3 separate regions of the Homo sapiens genome follow, and regions 1 and 3 are each linked to region 2. Evidence: chromatin loops called from intact Hi-C (ENCODE). Cell type or tissue: heart right ventricle. All regions are shown on one strand. Region 1 overlaps TNRC6C (trinucleotide repeat containing adaptor 6C). Region 2 overlaps TNRC6C (trinucleotide repeat containing adaptor 6C). Region 3 overlaps TNRC6C (trinucleotide repeat containing adaptor 6C).

Evidence for each region. Peaks named below come from ENCODE experiments on the same cell type or tissue, not always from the same donor. Only the 100,000 strongest peaks of a DNase experiment are listed, where the experiment ranks them.
Region 1: a loop joins it to region 2, with 2.1 times the contacts of the local background. A loop is called at or near these places in 34 of 110 quality-filtered maps.
Region 3: it touches region 2 in a loop (2.4-fold over the local background); 31 of 110 quality-filtered maps call a loop at or near these places.

What each region holds. Positions count from the first base shown.
Region 1 is chr17:78,083,850-78,086,349 of GRCh38, reverse strand. All of the region lies in intron 13 of TNRC6C (trinucleotide repeat containing adaptor 6C), which reads right to left. Among named protein-coding and RNA genes, the nearest start is that of TMC6, 44 kb to the left of the region's middle. In heart right ventricle, a CTCF peak has its summit at 1,200 (motif pointing left); a DNase peak (open chromatin) is centred at 1,289; H3K27ac peaks cover 1,208 bases.
Region 2 is chr17:78,018,345-78,020,844 of GRCh38, reverse strand. All of the region lies in intron 3 of TNRC6C (trinucleotide repeat containing adaptor 6C), which reads right to left. Among named protein-coding and RNA genes, the nearest start is that of TNRC6C, 61 kb to the right of the region's middle. In heart right ventricle, a CTCF peak has its summit at 1,284 (motif pointing left); no DNase peak of the experiment used is centred here; H3K27ac peaks cover 1,040 bases.
Region 3 is chr17:78,073,670-78,076,169 of GRCh38, reverse strand. TNRC6C (trinucleotide repeat containing adaptor 6C) reads right to left here. Exons shown (of 23, transcript NM_001142640.2): 10 at 892-1,034. Among named protein-coding and RNA genes, the nearest start is that of TMC6, 54 kb to the left of the region's middle. In heart right ventricle, no CTCF peak of the experiment used is centred here; no DNase peak of the experiment used is centred here.

The sequences.
Region 1 (2,500 bases), 66 kb before region 2:
TTTTTTTTTTTTTTTTTTTTTAGATGGAGTCTCGCTCTGTCATCCAGGCTGGAGTGTAATGGCGTGATCTCAGCTCACTGCCACCTCTGCCTCCCGGGTTCAAGCAATTCTCCTGCCTCAGCCTCCCGAGTAGCTGGGATTGCAGTCGTGTGCCACCACGCCCAGCTAATTTTTGTATTTTTAGTAGAGACGGGGTTTCATTATGTTGGCCAGGCTGGTCTCAAACTACTGACTTCGTGATCTGCCTGCCTCAGCCTCCCAAAGTGCTGGGATTACAGGCATGAGCCACGGCGCCCAGCCATGGCTGACACATATTCTGGAGGCACAGAGCACTTTTAAAAGATTAATGTCTTATCCACTTTTTTAGTGCGCAGAACTAAAAAAAATCACAGAGTCAATACCTGTTTAGTGTTGGTGATGATGTTGGTCAGCAAATATTTTTCATTTAATGAAGAAATCAAAATTCTTCTGCTTGATTCATACAAACTGAAACTTAAAAAAAAAAAACAAAAAACCAACCTATTCTATAATGATGGAGACTGAAGTCCAGGACAGCCCAGACAATGTGAAACACTGGTAGTAACTGTCCCAAATCATTCAATAATAATGTGTGTTAAACAACGTGGTTATCTCCCTAACATCATGGGAATGAAAGCTAAGAGAGAACCTGAAATGCAGATTTGTGGGCACTTTTGTCACACAAACTTGTCATCTACAAAGTTGGTTAAAGTTATGATGATATTCTTCTGTACACTGACATAGAAGCTTTGGTCATTTGACTGTTTTGAAATGTTGGTTGAATATCATGATTTTTTTTCTTACAACATGAATTTTAGGGACATTTTTGGCAAGACTCATCAAAGTAGAATCCAAATAAAGGTGGAGATTATACTATTAGAAATGCCTCCTTCATCTGTAATCATGGAGGAATAAAATACCCCACTTAAGTGAATCCTTATAGGCCTAAAACTTAACCTTATGGAAGCACTGAAACTTTATTTTTCCAATTTTTCTGGAAAAAAATTTAAGAACAGAATACATTGTTTTAAAATTAGAACACCCTATTGGTAATTCAACATTTTCTTGATGTCTTTCACACTATAGAGGTCAATAAAAACTTACTGTATAACTAAAAGATTCTAGCACATCAGTAAGATAATCAGCTCTGTGTCAGGGCTGCAGCAATGCCTGCAGCGTCATCTAGTGGCAGAAAGCGATCTTCCTCTACAGTAACAGCTCTAAACCTGCATGCTTTTTCTATGAGTGCCTGTTTTCAGAGCTGTCTCCTTTCCTTTGGAGGTCAGTGGTCTCCGGCGGGCAGGACTGAAAGCAATAGGACTGCACATGTGCACTGCCTCCCCACAGCGATTCCTCACTACAGCACCACCTCCCTTCTGACAGATGGAAAAACAGTCTCTGGCCAGGCGCAGTGGCTCACGCCTGTAATCCCAGCACTTTGGGAGTCTGAGGCGGGAGGATCACCTGAGGTAAGGAGTTGGAGACCAGCAGCCTGACCAACATGGTGAAACCCTGTCTCTACTAAAAATACAAAAATTAGCTGGGCGTGGTGGCGGGCGCCTGTAATCCCAGCTACTCGGGAGGCTGAGACAGGAGAATTGCTTGAACCCACAAGGCAGAGGCTGCAGTGAGCCATGATCGTGCCACTGCACTCCAGCCTGGGCAACAGAGCAAGACTAGCAAGACGCCGTCTCAAAAAAAAAAAAAAAAGAAAAAGAAAAAGAAAAAACAGTCTCTGAGGGCCAAGCCTTGGTCCTGACCTCATGTCTAGAGCTCTGTGCTTTCCATTAAAGCGAGGACACATAGCATGTGTCTCTGGGACACGTCCTTCCCTCCTTCCTTCTATCCTCCCCTGCTGCTTACAGAAAAGCAGACCTCAAACTTGTTGGACATGTGTCTAAAAAACAGCAAAGGGGAAAGACTGAGGGCTGAGGTACTCTCTCATTAGCAAAGGTTTTATGCCAATGGTTCTGTCTTTTGGAGTTCCCATTCTTTTTTTTTTTTTTTTCTCCTTCATGATTCCTGGTCATGATTTTCTTTTTTTTTTTTCTTGAGACGGAGTCTTGCTCTGTCGCCCAGGCTGGAGTGCAAAGGTGCGAGGCTCACTGCAACCTCCGCCTTCCAGGTTCAAGCGATTCTCCTGCCTCAGCCTCCCGAATAGCTGGGATTACAGACATGCGCCATCATGCCCGGCTAATTTTTGTATTTTTAGTAGAGACGGGGTTTCACCATGTTGGCCAGACTAATCTCGAACTCCTGACCTCAGGTGATCCACCCGCCTGGGCCTCCCAAAATGCTGGGATTATAGGCATGAGCCACCGTGCCCGGCCGATTCCTGGTCATTTTCTAGGTGATGAAGTTGCTGGCTAAGATTGCTAAATAAATCAGATACCCACATTAAAGAATGAAATAATTAACTGGGTCTTTTAGTGTATATAATTTCAGTAAGCATCTAGGTATACAATGACATGGCAATTATAGT
Region 2 (2,500 bases):
GCTATTGAGCCTTGAGGTCTAAATTGAGATGTACTTAGTATTAAAACATATACTGGATTCTAAAGACTTAGCACCAAAAAAAAGAGAAATACCTCATTAACAATTTTTCTGTTGCTTTCACATTGAAATGGCGATATTTTGGATATATCAAGTTAAACATTATTAAAAGTAATTCCGCCTGTTACTTTTTAGATGATGCAACTAGCCTATTTAAAATGATTCATGTGGCTCACATTTGTGGCTTCCATTATTTCTTTTGAATGGTGCTGGTCTAGAAATGGCATTGTATTATTGGAAAGGATAAAGTTTAAGCTAGTTTCTCAGAAACCGCTAAATAATTACCTGTTTTCATAAAGACTGAAAGTGAAACAGAGATTGAGAAACTACAAGTTGTGACAGATCACAAGCTTTTTCAGGTGGGAGAATTTCCCTTACAACTATTTACTCTACACTAAAGTACTAGCACATTATTTTACAAACAGAAAAAAATGCCACAAAGCATGTATTCAATTAATAAAAAGACCAAGGGTCCCGGAGTATAATGCAAGCATGGCACACTCAGTTTACCCACGTACTTGTTCTCACAGTGATATTTCCAGCTTGCAATGCTAATGCTATGGCTGGTAGTCTACAGGTCATCCTGGACCCTAAGAAAAGGGAAGAGAAGCCTCACTCAGCAAAGCAACAGACAGAGGAATGCGGAATTCTGACCCAGTTGAGCTGTACACCTCTGGGTCTCTTTTATATTATGCAGTGATAAACCTTCTGACTTAAGCCAGTAATTTTTGGATCTTTGAATCAAGCAGCCACTTAATAATCTGAAGGGATAAGTGGAAGATCTCAAAATCTGGATCTATTCTTGTAACACAGATAAATTAAATGGGCATTTTCTTTTTTTGTCTAGCCATAAACTCTTTTCAGATCCTCACTTATGGGTCTATTACTGTCTAAAAAACCAGGGCATCAAAGCAATCTTGACATTCCCCTTCTTCAAAAAGACCTGACTCTAGGGCCATACCTCACAGATAAGGACTCACATGGGAACCTACCCTTTTGCATATCAGCATTTTCATGCAGCAGGAGAATACAGGAAGGCAATGGGAACTTTAGTTTCTTTATGATTTTTCAACAAATCATTTGTTTTATTTAAGAAATATTAAGATAGCAACCATTTAATAACTACATATATAATTTTAAAAAACTTTCAGCAAGATGGAAATTTTGGTTACTCTTTGCCTAGTAAGCTTTTGCCTTTTGTTTTTTAAATGAGGGTGACATCTGCTGGTGAAAAGGTAGATGGTAACTCTTTATATAAGAAAGCAACAGTCTTTTAAAACAATTTTCTTTCCAAGGATTTTCTGCTTTCAGCTAAAATTTTCAGGTAGTGTTGTCATAACAGGGCCAAATAGAGAGATTCCCACATTTTGCTTTTTCTAAAATGACAGGCTACAGTATGGACACAAAGTTCAGGCTGCTGTCCCTTCAGACTTTGGAGAACTTGATTTTGAAAGAGCTCCTTTTCAGACTTTTCTACTACATTGTCATCTCTAAGATACCAAGACAGAAGGAACTTGCCTTGCTGACCCAGCCTCGTTAGCCTCCAGTCTACCCTTGCTAGGGTCTGAGCCTTTTCAAGTCCTGGCTGCAACCCCATTCTCTCTGCTTCTTTCCTAGCCATTTTAGTTGGCTTGAGTCTCATCATGCTCAGTCACTTCAATATCGTCATCTGTAACAGCCGAGGCCCCCGACCTTCCTTCCTTTCACTATGCTTGCTATCCATACTTCTGTATCATCCCAACCTTCAGTCATTTCCAGACCGCCTGACACTGCCACATGTAGTCTCAGAAACAGCAATGAGCTCTGTTACCTACTAACACTAGCATAAGCACCTGCTGCCACCAAGAATTCCTCTTACTAACCTAACATGGACTGCCAAAACCCCCCTCTTGTAACTGCTTAAAACTTTTCCTGCACTCTGGAATCCTGATGCCATCCAGCTTCTCTCAATCTATGGCCTGGATTTCTAGTTTATAGAGACAGTACTCACTCATTCAATAAATACAGAGGTTTTCTACAGCTCAGCCTCCTCTAGGCTGGGGCTGTATCAAGGAACAAAAGAGAGATCCCTGGCCCTGTGGAGCTCACATCTTAGTAGAGAAAAAGGATCAATAATAAACTTGATGTGTAAGTAAGATACATGGTTCACCAGGTGTAAAGTGCTGCAAAAAAAGGAAAGCACGGTAAATAAGGGCTCAAACTCGTTGTTTTCCCATGCAATCTGCCTACCATTTGCTCCACCCCCCCAAACATGTCAATATCCCCACCTATCCTCTCCTTATTTAGAAAATATTTAATGGGTTCCTATTCTGTGCCAGGCACTGTGAATACTGAGTATTATATAAAAAAACATGGTTCCGGCTGGGCATGGTGGCTCACGCCTATAATCCCAGCACTTTGGGAGGCCGAGGCGGGGCGGATCACGAGGTCAGGAGTTCGAGAC
Region 3 (2,500 bases), 55 kb before region 2:
ATCTCAGCTTACTGCAACCTCCGCCTCCCGGGTTCAAGCAATTCTCCTGCCTCAGCCTCCCGAGTAGCTGGGTTCACAGGCGTGTGCCACCATGCTCGCTAATTCTTGTATTTTTAGTAGAGACGGGGTTTCACCATGTTGGCCAGGCTGGTCTCGATCTCCTGACCTCAGGTGATCCACCCACCTCAGCCTCCCAAAGTGCTGGGATTACAGGAGTGAGCCACCGCACCCAGCCTCCTTCCATTGTTGATCTTTTTTTTTTAATGTGTCCTTCCTTACTTCAATTTTATTTTCAAGGCTCGACATTTGCATTGAATTTAGTGCAATGCTTTTCTCCGCTTTGCAGTCACACCAGTCTGGCATGGGGACATCATTACATGACAACACTGGGGGCTGAGCTGTGACCGGACTGGCTAAACATTCAGGGCGTTTTCCACAGATGCCAGCTGTGGTCACTCATGTGGCCAACTGACAAGGGCCAGCCAGAGATGGGTGCCCAAGCCCCACCACTTCCAATCCCTTTTCCTGAGGATAAACATCTAACACGTAATTTCCAAAGGGAAGATCTGTGTTTTTAAAATGAGATAGTAAAATGGAAATTTGATGACCCTTGCCCATTGGACAAATTGAAGCAGATAACCAGCCAAGTTCACACAATAAATATGAAAATCAGTTTTCAATCCCAGTCTTTTTCATTCTCAGTAACATCTTATGAAATACGACATTCCCTTCTTTGAGTTAAATGTTCATAATGTTAGAAAAAAATGGATAAAAGTCACTTAAGTATTATAGTCCAGCAAGTTTTTAATCTGGCTTGTATTAAGGACACAGTTGAAATGAAAAACTCCTCTTGTTAAAAAAGCAAAAACAACAAACCACCTATATTCATACCTTGTCAAGAAAGGTGGGGCGGTCCACGGAAGACTCTTTGGAGATTGGCGGGCGGCAGCCGAGGGGCTTGGCGGCCATTCCATTATGGTCGGTCACTCCCAGCCCACGCTTGTCCACGTCCACCTTCTTTTCCAGCAGAGCGCCTGGAGCACAACAAACAGAAGCAATGTTGTAAACAAAACAAGTGAGTGCTGAGCACAAGATAGGCACCAGCTAAGGCCTCAAGGAGGGATGGAGACCCTCCACCCCTTCAAACACAGGGAAGCCAGGGGCAGAGAGAGCCCTTGCTTTGCTAGGGCTGAGCCCAACAAGGGGCTGCCAAGGATTCACGGCAAGGGGATGGGGGTTGGCCCCAGGCACCCTTCCGTGGCTCCTGCAGTCTGTGATCTGGCCCTGCCGCCCTCTATCCTCTCCGCAGCAGCCACACCAGCCACTGCTGGCCCTCAGGGGCTCAGCTTGTCCTCTCCCCTGGGATGCACCCCCTCCCCTAGTTTTCTGCAAGACTTGCTTCCTCATTTCGGGTGGGCTCAGTGGTTGCTTTCTTGCAGGGGCCTTCCCGATTATTCTGTCTGCAAAAGATCCTCTCCTACTTCATGGCCATGCCTCTCCATTCACCGAGTCCTGTATCTGCAAGTATTCTTCCAGATGTGGGGGATACAATACTGTGCAAAACAGACACTGTTTCTGTTCTCACGGCTCTGTTGGCTTAATGACTAGTGTGTGTTTGGCCCACCCTAACTCTGTCCTACTCCACAGTTAGAATTCACCTCTTGCAGCACACGCTGCTCTGTCCCGCCCTGGCAGTTTGCACCACACGTTGTCGCACGTGCACGATTAGACAGTCTGCAGTCTATCCTCATTATTCATGAATTCTGTACTTGTAAAGCTGGCCTACTTGCTAAAATTTGTAACCCCCAAATCAGTAATTGGGGCACTGTTTGTGGTTATTTGTGGACATGTGCAGATTGGCAAAAAAATGTGAGTTGCCCAAGTTCCCAGTTCAGGTTGAGCCTCAGATATCAGGTTGTAAAGAAGTGTCCTTTTTGTGGTCCATTTATTGCCAGGCTTTTCGTATTTCTGTGCTTTCTGTAGTGATTCTGGTGTTTAAAATGGTCCCCCTGTGTGGTGCTGAGGTGCTGTCTCATGTTTCTAAGCTCAAGAAGGCAGTAAAGCGCCTTACAGAGGAAATATGTGTCAAGTAAGCTTCATGTAGGCACGAGTTAAAGCACTGTTGGCCCTGAGTTCAATGATCATGAATCAATGATATGGTACATCCTAAAAAATTCACTGACCTGTATGTGCGGCTGCTCAGAAAGTACTCAAGTAACATCTGGGCATGTGACAGAGCTATGGAAAAGAGGCTAAATTTGTGGATTCATGAGATGATGACTAGGAAGTGTGGTGGACGGCATTGTTTTGAGTATGAAAGCCAAATAAATTTATGGTCACATTATCCAGGGTCAGAAAAATGTTACACCCTTCTTGGCTAATATATCAATATTAAATAAGGTGTCTTGAAACAGAAAAACATATAAAACAAGGTTATATATTGATTGGTTGACAAAAATGTTGTGAGCAGAGGCTCATAGGAACCCAACCCTGTATGTCT